Regions from separate parts of the Homo sapiens genome. Here region 1 is linked to region 2. Evidence: read pairs that join two places in POLR2A ChIA-PET (ENCODE). Cell type or tissue: B cell. All regions are shown on one strand. Region 1 overlaps DAAM1 (dishevelled associated activator of morphogenesis 1). Region 2 overlaps DAAM1 (dishevelled associated activator of morphogenesis 1).

Region 1 (5,000 bases), 140 kb before region 2:
TTTTCCACTGGACTAAACTTGTTTGGAAAATAAGGAGGTAGAACAATGAAATAATCCAAATATTATGAGGAGAGAGGGAGAAGTTTATATTATAATGATTTATGTGATAAAAGAAATGTTATGCCCAGTATATTTTGTTTATACATGGTGTTGTAAAACAGATCCAAATGCTTGTCTAAAATATTTGCAGCATTGCCTGTACAGCACCTAAATTTTACAAAATGCTGTACTTACGGTCCAATTGCCTTTTTGTCAATATATCATAAACCAATATTGTAGGAGAAATGGTTTTTCTTTTAAATGCTTTAGGTTTGGTAAAGCACTTTAGGTTTGCTTTAGGTAATTTAAACAGAGAAATAAATCTTCTTCCAAGCACAGAGAGCTTCATGTTTAAAATTTTAGATGATTGTAATAATCCCAGTAACAGAATATAATGAAGTGTTTCCCAGCACACTTTAGAGAAGACATACTGAGTATTATGGTTCTGTTCAGATTTTATTTTCTGGGACTCTATTTTAAAGTGCTCCATCTGTATTTAAGAAAACACATGCATGCACATACATCCTGTGGCACTCTCTTCTAGGGCAGGTGTTGGTGGGTAGGTCCCTGTGCATTTGTTTGGGGGACACGTTTGACCCAGTGGTGTAATAGTTGTTACAAGAGGATTCTCTGGAGGAAGGCTGCTGCTGCAGAGGAGGAAGTCACATTTGTCTTCTCCCAAAACATCAACTCATTGTCTTCCTAGCTTGCAAAAATGAATATTTCTCCCCAGTTGATTTGTTAATTTCTTGCATCATTCAAATGCCAGATGATTGGACTCTACACAATTGACCGAAGGAACAGAATTTCCAAGAGTGTCAGTTGCCTTTCTGAGTAAAATAATCAGACACTTCACTCACATTCTATGAATAAATAACACCTCCAGTGTAAAATGGATTATGAGATGTTTTATCTTAATTTTCTATATTTCTTGAATTTGCACTGAAAAAAATCTTGTGAACAATCTTTAATATAACACAGAATAATGATTTTAAACAGCCTCTCCCCTGCTATGACTAGTAAAGTTGTGGACTAAAAATATTCAAACATATTTTTCTCATTAATGATGAGTTCCATATTATTTTATGAACTTCTGAAAGATAAATTTTAAGAAATATAAAACACTCCTTTTATTTTCTGATTTAGCCATTCCTCCTTAATTCTTATTTTAAGTGAAATATGTGATTGCTAGATTCACATTTTGTAACTTTCTTTATGTAGGTTTCATTTTTTAATGGGGCTGATTCTAAATGGATAAAACTTTGATACATAGTTTCTAAGATAAAACATCATTAATTTTTACCATGACTGGTAGCTGCTATTGGCTTGCATTTACTGAGGTTCTCATGTTTCTACTATTTAGGCTTAAAAATATATGACAAAGTATGTGATCATAATAATGCCATAATTCATTTAGTATAGTCATCTGGTCGGGAGTTATAAACTTTTTTGAAGTCAGACTTGTTTGTTTGTTTTTTTAAATAGTATTAAATGAGAATTTCTTATACTATCAGTTGTCACAAGGTGAACAAATATAAGTAATTAAGTCAAAGTTTTGAAGCACATATTATGGCTTATGCTGTTGAAAACTCTCCAGTGTTTTAGCATAATGTCCGAGTCAAGTTAGAACACAGGTCTCTGCTAATTGTCATATCTTAGATGATTGCCTGATAAAGATGATTGTCTGGCGTAGCTTGGAGTACCAATACAGGAGACATGTTCTTCCCCCACTTCCTATTCCTTCCACTGCCATGCTAGACAATGCTTATCAAAGGTGACATTCTTTCCTACCCAGCTTGGACATGCCTCATAATCCTGCCCAAGCAGCATTCTAATAGCCACAGCTAGTAAACAAGGGATCTAACTAGTTTGTCAGTGTAGGTAGTAGAATCTTTAAATTTTTTTTTAAAGGCCATTGTTAGTATTTTTAAGAGATCAATTTACATCATTTATTTCAGATGGAATATTGTTTATTTCTCTGTCGCAGTGGCTCCCAATCTTTTAGAATGTTCCTTTTTAATAAAAAAGAATCAGATTCTCACATGACCTTGAATTTCTTTAACACTTTAAATGAATTTTACTTTTATCAATCGCAGCATATAAATTCATTGGAAAAATAGGCATGTGTATATGTATCAGACATTCACATGCTTATGAATGAAGGACCCCTTGTAATACTTCTGCCCCTGCCCCCCATTCCACACACCACCCCCTCCCCAGGAGTAGGGATTAGAAATCGTTAGTCTTTCCATTTTGTCTTCTGTGGTTTCAGTTAAAGTTCTAAAGACGTATTTTACTAAAAGTGGAATTGACTTTTTGTATTCAGGGGAACTTGTCAGTGGTTTTCATATTATGTGCCGTGGAGTCCCAGGATTCCAGAAGATGCCTCAAGGGAGACCCCTCCCTTCCCCCGTATCCCTTCCAGCTTTAAGCAGCCTGTCTGCTTTAAGCTCTTATATATATTGAGATTCTCCATGAGATTTCATTTGTATAAATGATTTCACAGCTTACCAAAAAAAAAAAAAAAAAAAAAAGGAAAGAGAAAACCACTGATAATCCCACCTTGTTTCACACATGATTAAATGCAATGCCCAGAGTATTTTGGGGTTATCCTGTTAGTTAATGTTGAAGCCAGGTTGAGGACTCTGATTGTCTGACTTGCAGGCCACTATCCCTCTACCCACTGCTATTCCTAAAACTAAAGGAGGATGTAAACTGACACCACCACCAGCTGTGAGTGCAGCACATACTTATATGGAAAGAAAAATTGTTTACATTGTAATACCAGGGGACTCAAATCTGTTTCAGCCCTTAAATAAAGGGTTGCAGGGTATACGTATATGTAAATGCTTGTCTTGCCTATGTGTGGCCTTCTCTCACTATTTACGGTGGGTGGAGGGAAGGTGAAGCTTACTTTTATAAATTTTATTTTAAAACACAGAAGAGCTGATGCTGCAGTCGGAAGACAGTTTATTTTTCTCCCAGAGCTGGACCCCTTCCCTGTTGTGTTTGTGACATACTTTGCCTTGTCCTGATTTTAAGCATTGGGCAAGCAGAATCTGCCATCTTTCCTGGATTTCACCATCTATCAAAGGGCAACCTCAGAGCTTGTTTCTCAGCAGTGGTCACCTATTTCCATTATTAAATCAACTTGCTACCAAGATATCAGGCAGATATCACACTTAACGTACCTGGTTTGATTTGGCCTGCCTTTTTTCATCTGAGGCGTTAGCACAAAGCTAAATTTCCCTTTGAAGTTCACTGTGATTCCGAGGATCTTTGCTTCAGTTTACTTTGGAAGATTGGGGCTGTAGCTGATTCAAGATAACTGGAGCAGGTGTCTGGTGACAGTTTGCAAAGGGTGCTGTGTAGACCTAAGTTCTGTGCCTGGCATGAGAAACCTCTTTGTCTTTCTTGTATACGTTGGTTTAAGTTCATGTGGATCACTATGAGGGATGTTAAATGTTTTGCATTTAGATTCTTCCAAGTTGGCAGGTGCAAGGCAGGCCTGGCTGCTACCACAGACCCCTGACGTGCTTCTTTCTTCCTTGCTCTCCTCAGGAAGGTCATCCTATTTGAAGAGATACTTTTCTGTTAACTGTGGAAAAGCCAGATGTCTCACTTTAGGCAATAGTTTCAACTTCGTTTCTTCCCATGTAGTTTGACAGATCGACCTCAACCCTGACCCAGACAACTACTAATCTGCTTTCTGTCTGTATGGATCAACCAGTTCTGGACATTTAATATAAATGAAGTCATGTAATATGTGGTCTTTTTTGATTGACGTCTCTCATCTAGTTTAATGTTTTCCAAAGGTTCATCCATGTCATGGCATGTATTGGTACTTCATTCTTTTTTATTGCAAAATAATATTCTGTTTTATAGATATACCACATTTTTTTTTATTCATGGACATTTGGGTTGTTTCTACTCTTCAGCTATCATGAATAATGCTGCCGTCAACATTTGTGTTTAAGTATTTGTGCGAACATGCGTTTTCACTTCTCTTGAGTAAATACCTAAGTATGGAGTTGCTGGGTCATATAGAGACTTGGTGTTTAACAATTTGAGGAAATGCCAAATGGTTTTCTAAAGTGACTGCACTATTTTATATTTCCACCAGCAATGAGTGAAAGTTCAGGTTTCTCCATATCTCATGTGTTTTTTAAACACTGTATTCTGTTGTGTTTATAAAATGTTTCCTCTTGTCTTCATAGATGAGGGAGTCAGGGACCTGAATGATAATTTTGGAGGAAATGAAACAGATGAAAGTGAAATAAATTATTTTCATATTGGCTCAGTGTAGCTGTGGAAACCTTTCAGCCCTGAGCCTACAAACCTTCCTGTTTGACTGGATATGACATTACCAGGAGTTTTACTTTCCTGCCTTTATTGTCCCTGGAGAGAAAAAAGAAATATGTCTTTTCCACAGCTAGACATGGAAGGTTCAAACAAATATAAAGGACCCCTGAGTTATTAACAATTCCATGGGAACATGTGCTTGGTGTATGCCCAGAATAGTTCCTTTCAAATGATTCTCTTGGTGCTTCTGCACTGTTCTTCACCAGAGTGTAACATAAGAGCTGAATCAAGGCTTGTTCAGTCAGTGTTTGGAAAAGAAGTGGTGGCTGGATGCTGGTCAGCTGGCTTGGGCTGTTGGCAAGCTTGCCACCGACCATGCTTTCTGCAGGCGGCAGCCGCTGCAGGCTTGTTAAAGGCCTGCACCAGGCCGAAGTGTTTGCATTTGCCCTGTCGGAGCTCAGGATAACAAGGCCTTTCATAATCCACCACAGTAGTAAGCAGGCAAGTCCGGTGGCTCTGGAAATGTCCCAGTACACCAGCCAAAGGCAAAATCCCAGCTCCTTTGCCCTGTGTGACAGCCGCGGGGAGTAGGCTAGGGTGGGGGTTGAGGTAGATAAGGAAGGAAACACCAAGGAATGTCATTTTTGTTACATAAATTG
Region 2 (5,000 bases):
AATTTTTTGTACTTTTAGTAGAGACGGGGTTTCACCACGTTAGCCAGGATGGTCTCAATCTCCTGACCTCGTGATCTGCCCACCTTGGCCTCCCAAAGTGCTGGGATTACAGGCGTGAGCCACTGCGCCTGGCCTGGTGATTTTTTATTTTATTTTTTGGCTCAAGGTCTTTCTTTTAAAATTCTGAGGGGTGATTACTTAAGGTCAGTGCTTGATGCACTGCCCTAGTCTCGGAGCTCACAGCACGCCTCCTGGGCTCCTCTACAGGGTTGGGCTTTTGACTACGAGGGTGTTGGTGAGGAGTTAATCTCACTGCTACTAGCATTAAACCTGTAATTAGCTTCCTCACAACAGAGCCTTAGTAGCTTTTTTAAAGGGAAGATTTGAGGCTGTTGTATGGTTTGATTTTTAAAATTTGTAAATGTTTGAAATGTGGGCAAGGCAACTGAAGAGCACAGCCACGGAACGCAGGCTGGAATCAGGCATCTGCCTAAGCTCTGATCCCTGTTATGACACCTGCAAGCTATGACATGTAACACATTTAACTAGTTTTCTGTCAGTGGAATTGATCAATACTCCTGTTAACCTGACTCACACCAGACAAGTAAGTGTTTGTAAAGAAATCTTGGAGATGGGATTGCTATTCTAGATATTCCTCAGTGCTTATGACTGATGAGTCAGCCAAGAAAGGCCTGAGAAAGGATAGGATTTTGCAGCTGTCTATGGGTGTTGGTAACAACTTGAGTTGGCTCTCCCTGTCCTTGTTCTTTGCTTCTGGTGTAAGCGTTTTGAAAGTGCTCTTGGTAACCCAATAACTCAGTCTTACATCTTCAATATCTGTTATTAAGTGTGTGAATTTAGAATGGGTATCACTGAAACATCTTGATTTCAAACAACGAAACACTTGGTAATCATGTTTTTATGTGTTTTGTTTTGAAGCAATTCGTTCTGGCTCAGAAGAGGTGTTTAGGAGTGGTGCCCTCAAGCAGTTGCTGGAGGTGGTTTTGGCATTTGGAAATTATATGAATAAAGGTCAAAGAGGGAATGCATATGGATTCAAGATATCTAGCCTAAACAAAATTGCTGACACAAAATCCAGCATCGACAAGTAAGTATGAGATCTTCCAACACTTGGGGGAGCCAGGTGTGTAGGTCCAGGCTCAGATTTATGCCTCTCTGGTCCTCCTCAGCCTTCATGACACTGCATTCTTCAGTTGGAACTTCTCTTTCTCACTACTTTCTTCCCTTCTCTGACATTGACTCTTCTCTAAACCTCTCTCATGACCGCAGGCATCTCCCACATTCCTGTTGGACCAATTATCCTTCATCCATTTTTGGTCCACTGGGACATCATCTGTTCTAAGTTTTGCTGTTGTTTTTGTTTTGTCCTGCCTTTTTAAAAAATTATTTTTTGTAAACTTTTTATTATAATATACTAAGAAGAGGTCAGTCATCACAAATGCTGGGCTTGATAATTTTTCACAAATTAAACACACCTGCATAACCAGCGCCCAGATCAAGGACAGAATGTTACCAGCACTCGACATCTCCCCATGACCCCTCTACAGAAAACTGTGTTCCACAGAAAAGAAAAAAACCGATAGTTGGTGTTAGAATATGAAGCTTTTGGGGTTTTTAGGTTGTGTTTTTATTTATACAGTGGAGGTAGCAACTATATTAAAAACTTATGTATAAATGCATTTTGGCTATTGATACTTAGTTGCTCATTGCAGGTCTCATTAAAATGCTTCCTAGAAAGTGTTCAATGCTGCATTTTAGGTGAACAGATTCTCATTAAAGACACCAAGATGTGAAAACGTTCTTGTGTCATTAACAGGGTAGGGTCATTAGGCATATTAACTTGAGTTTCCTTGAGAGCTCTGTTTCTCTGAGGTTCACACTGACTTCAAAGGAACTTGCACAATTGTTTCTAAGGTAAGCTTCTTCATACCCAAATTCTTTTTAGAAATATGGGCTGTTCACCCTAATTATTTCTAACTAATAGGGGCTTTTACCCTATATTTTCTATAGGGTTCGTGAAGCATAGTATTCTGGCAACCTTAAATCCATCCAAGAAGAAATAAGCAATGTGTTAATTTGTTGTTTTTGCATCGTGTAGAGATAGATTAATGAAGAGCAGCTGTTGTTATAGCCCTGCCACCTTATTTTTAATGTAAACACTTGATCCTTTTCAGAGCACTTTCACATTTGATTGTCCCACTAGCCTGTGAAGTACACAAGCCAAATACTGTTGTCACCTGTTGTCAGGTAAGAAACTGACTCAGGGTCAGGTGGCTCATTCAGCTTGCCTATGGTTACAACAAGCAAGGTATTCGGCCTTACAGGTATTTGACACCTGTGTTGTTGGTCCATCCACAGCTCTATTAGCAGCAGAAGGATCTTATTTGGAGGTTGAAGTAGGGAATGGAAGATCTTATTTGTGTCTAAAGAGCCTTTTTAAGGAAGGGCATTCTCTTCAACTGTACACACACAAAAGCAATCACCCATCCCCAATACTTACCAATAACCTGGCACTTACGTGATTATCTGCTTATTTACTGAGGTTACTACAGAATTTACATAAAGTACAAGCCTTTTCAAAAGAACAATCTGCAACTATTTCTGATCTTTCTGTTTCCTCTTTTTTTTCTGCCTTTAATATTTGGTCCCCAAATGCAGCGCCCACACCTTATACACCTGCATGCCTAGCAAAGTGCTTTGCCTGTAAGCAGTCACCCATGAACGTTGTTCAGTTGAATCTAATCAGATAGTGTAGGTGGTGGGACAGTCAGCAGGAAGGGTGCATTCACTCAGCATTGAAGGCTCAGTTACTGGTAATGAGCAGGGAAGAATCAAATGTGTGGCTGTTGCTGTTCCTTCTTTTAAGAATTTGCATTTAGTCAAATGAGGTATTATTTGGATCGCAAACAAATGAAGCTCAGGCATGGTTTTAAACCTTTCTATAGCAAGAAAGATGTGTATGGTTAATGCAATTAATTGAAATGTCTGTCAATAGCAAAGCATTTCTTTTAAAAAGTGAAAAAAATAGGCTCACTCTTCCTTGTGATGGCGGCTGGCATTTTGCTCACTCCTTGTACCCCTTAGGTAAGAAGTCTCTCAATAGCAAAGCATTTCTTTTAAAAAATGAAAAAAATAGCCTCACTCTTTCTTGTGATGGTGGCTGGCATTTTGCTCACTCCTTGTACCCCTTAGGTAAGAATCACATGGGCAGATGACAGGTAGGTTCTGTGAAGAGCAAAATTGAAATGGAGGCTGGGTGCAGTGGCTCACACCTGTAATCCCAGCACTTTGGGAGGCCGAGGCCGGAAGATCATGAGGTCAGGAGATGGAGACCATCCTGGCTAACGTGGTGAAACCTCGTCTCTACTACAAATAGAAAAAGTTATCCAGGCGTGGTGTCATGCGCTTGTAGTCCCAGCTACTCAGGAGGCTGGAGCAGGAGAATCGCTTGAACCCAGAAGGCAGAGGTTGCAGTGAGCCCAGATCGCACCACTGTACTCCAGCCTGGGTGACAGAGCGAGACTCCATCTCAAAAGAGAAAAAAAAAAATGAAATGGAAGGATGCAGCTGAACATATGAAAAATAAGTGGCCAAAATTGTTGGCCACTGTTTTGCTTTGGTGGGCAATTGTTTTCTAACTATTGAGAGACTGTGAGAAAAATAAGGATTTAAGGATTGCATTGTTTCTATGAAATGCAAGGGTAAAGAAAATTGTTTGAAAACTCTGATTCATTTTGGTTAGAGGTGAGTTGGAATACTGGGGTTTAGCATTGTGAATTAGCAAACTGCCTAAATTATGGAAATGTTTTTTAAAGGAATGTATTTTTACCCTCCTAATTCTAACTTCAACAGATAAGTAGTTCTTGATCCTGGTTGCTTGATAAAATCAACAGGGAGTTTTAAAGAATGCCCATGCCTGACTCCACCTCATTCCAATTAAATGAATCTCTGGGGTTAGCCCAGGCATCTGGAGTCCAGGTGATTGTAATGCGTAGCAGTCAGTGACAATGGGATCAGACCAACACAGTGTTGCCTAATAGATACTGTTATCCTACTTGCTGGCCTTTTCCATCCAGGTCAGTCAGAGTTCAGCCCTGTCACCACCAGAGAGGGAGCTGGCACAACCAACTGTTTTAACTACTAAGAGTTATGCAGTTAGGAGCTGAAGTGTTGCTAAATTAGGAAGTGGATTCAGGGCTGCTAGGATATCACATGGTGGCAGTTATGGCCCACTTCCAGGTTCAGCCCAGAGAAAGGGGGCTTTCTAACTTTCTGACCACCCTTTGGGTGAAACCTTATTAAAAACTATCAGTAGGCCAGACACGGTGGCTCACACCTATAATCCCAGCACTTTGGGAGGCCGAGGCGGGTGGATCACCTGAGGTCAGGAGTTGGGGACCATCCTGACCAACATGGTGAAACCCTGTCTCTACTGAAAACATGAAAATTAGCCGGGCATGGTGGCTGGCGCCTGTAATCCCAGCTACTCGGGAGGCTGAGGCAGGATAATCACTTGAACCCAGGAGGCGGAGGTTGCAGTGAGCTGAGATTGCACCACTGCACTCCAGCCTGGGCAACAGACCCCATCTCAAAAAAAAAAAAAAAAGTATCAATAATTGTCATCAGTGAGTTGCTGCTCTGTACTTTAGACTTAAGAATAGCTGCCCTTTTCGGTGGAATAAACATCCCTCACTCTCCACCCCACCCCACTCCACTCCACCCAAGCCTACTAGTTATAAACCTGCAGGGCACACCCCATTTTAGGGTGGATCCACTGGGAAGGTAAACTTGAGCTTGTCTCCACTGGCAGTGGTTCAGATTCACTTAGATCACCCATCACATTACCCAGATTTTGAAAGATGCTCATTATGGGCCACAAATGTAATTCTTATCCTCTTTTTAGAAATTGTGTGCTTTTTGACATATATCTATGCAATCCCCATGGAGGCTCTCCCATTATTCCTGTCTCTTGAGAATCC

Evidence for each region. ChIA-PET counts read pairs that join two places held together with the same protein. Peaks named below come from ENCODE experiments on the same cell type or tissue, not always from the same donor. Only the 100,000 strongest peaks of a DNase experiment are listed, where the experiment ranks them.
Region 1: POLR2A ChIA-PET joins it to region 2 with 5 read pairs; 2 of 35 experiments call an interaction of 5 or more read pairs at or near these places.

What each region holds. Positions count from the first base shown.
Region 1 is chr14:59,210,799-59,215,798 of GRCh38, forward strand. All of the region lies in intron 1 of DAAM1 (dishevelled associated activator of morphogenesis 1), which reads left to right. Among named protein-coding and RNA genes, the nearest start is that of DAAM1, 25 kb to the left of the region's middle. In B cell, no CTCF peak of the experiment used is centred here; no DNase peak of the experiment used is centred here.
Region 2 is chr14:59,354,226-59,359,225 of GRCh38, forward strand. DAAM1 (dishevelled associated activator of morphogenesis 1) reads left to right here. Exons shown (of 25, transcript NM_001270520.2): 20 at 940-1,108. Among named protein-coding and RNA genes, the nearest start is that of GPR135, 110 kb to the right of the region's middle. In B cell, no CTCF peak of the experiment used is centred here; DNase peaks (open chromatin) are centred at 2,326 and 2,686; H3K4me3 peaks cover 671 bases; H3K27ac peaks cover 592 bases.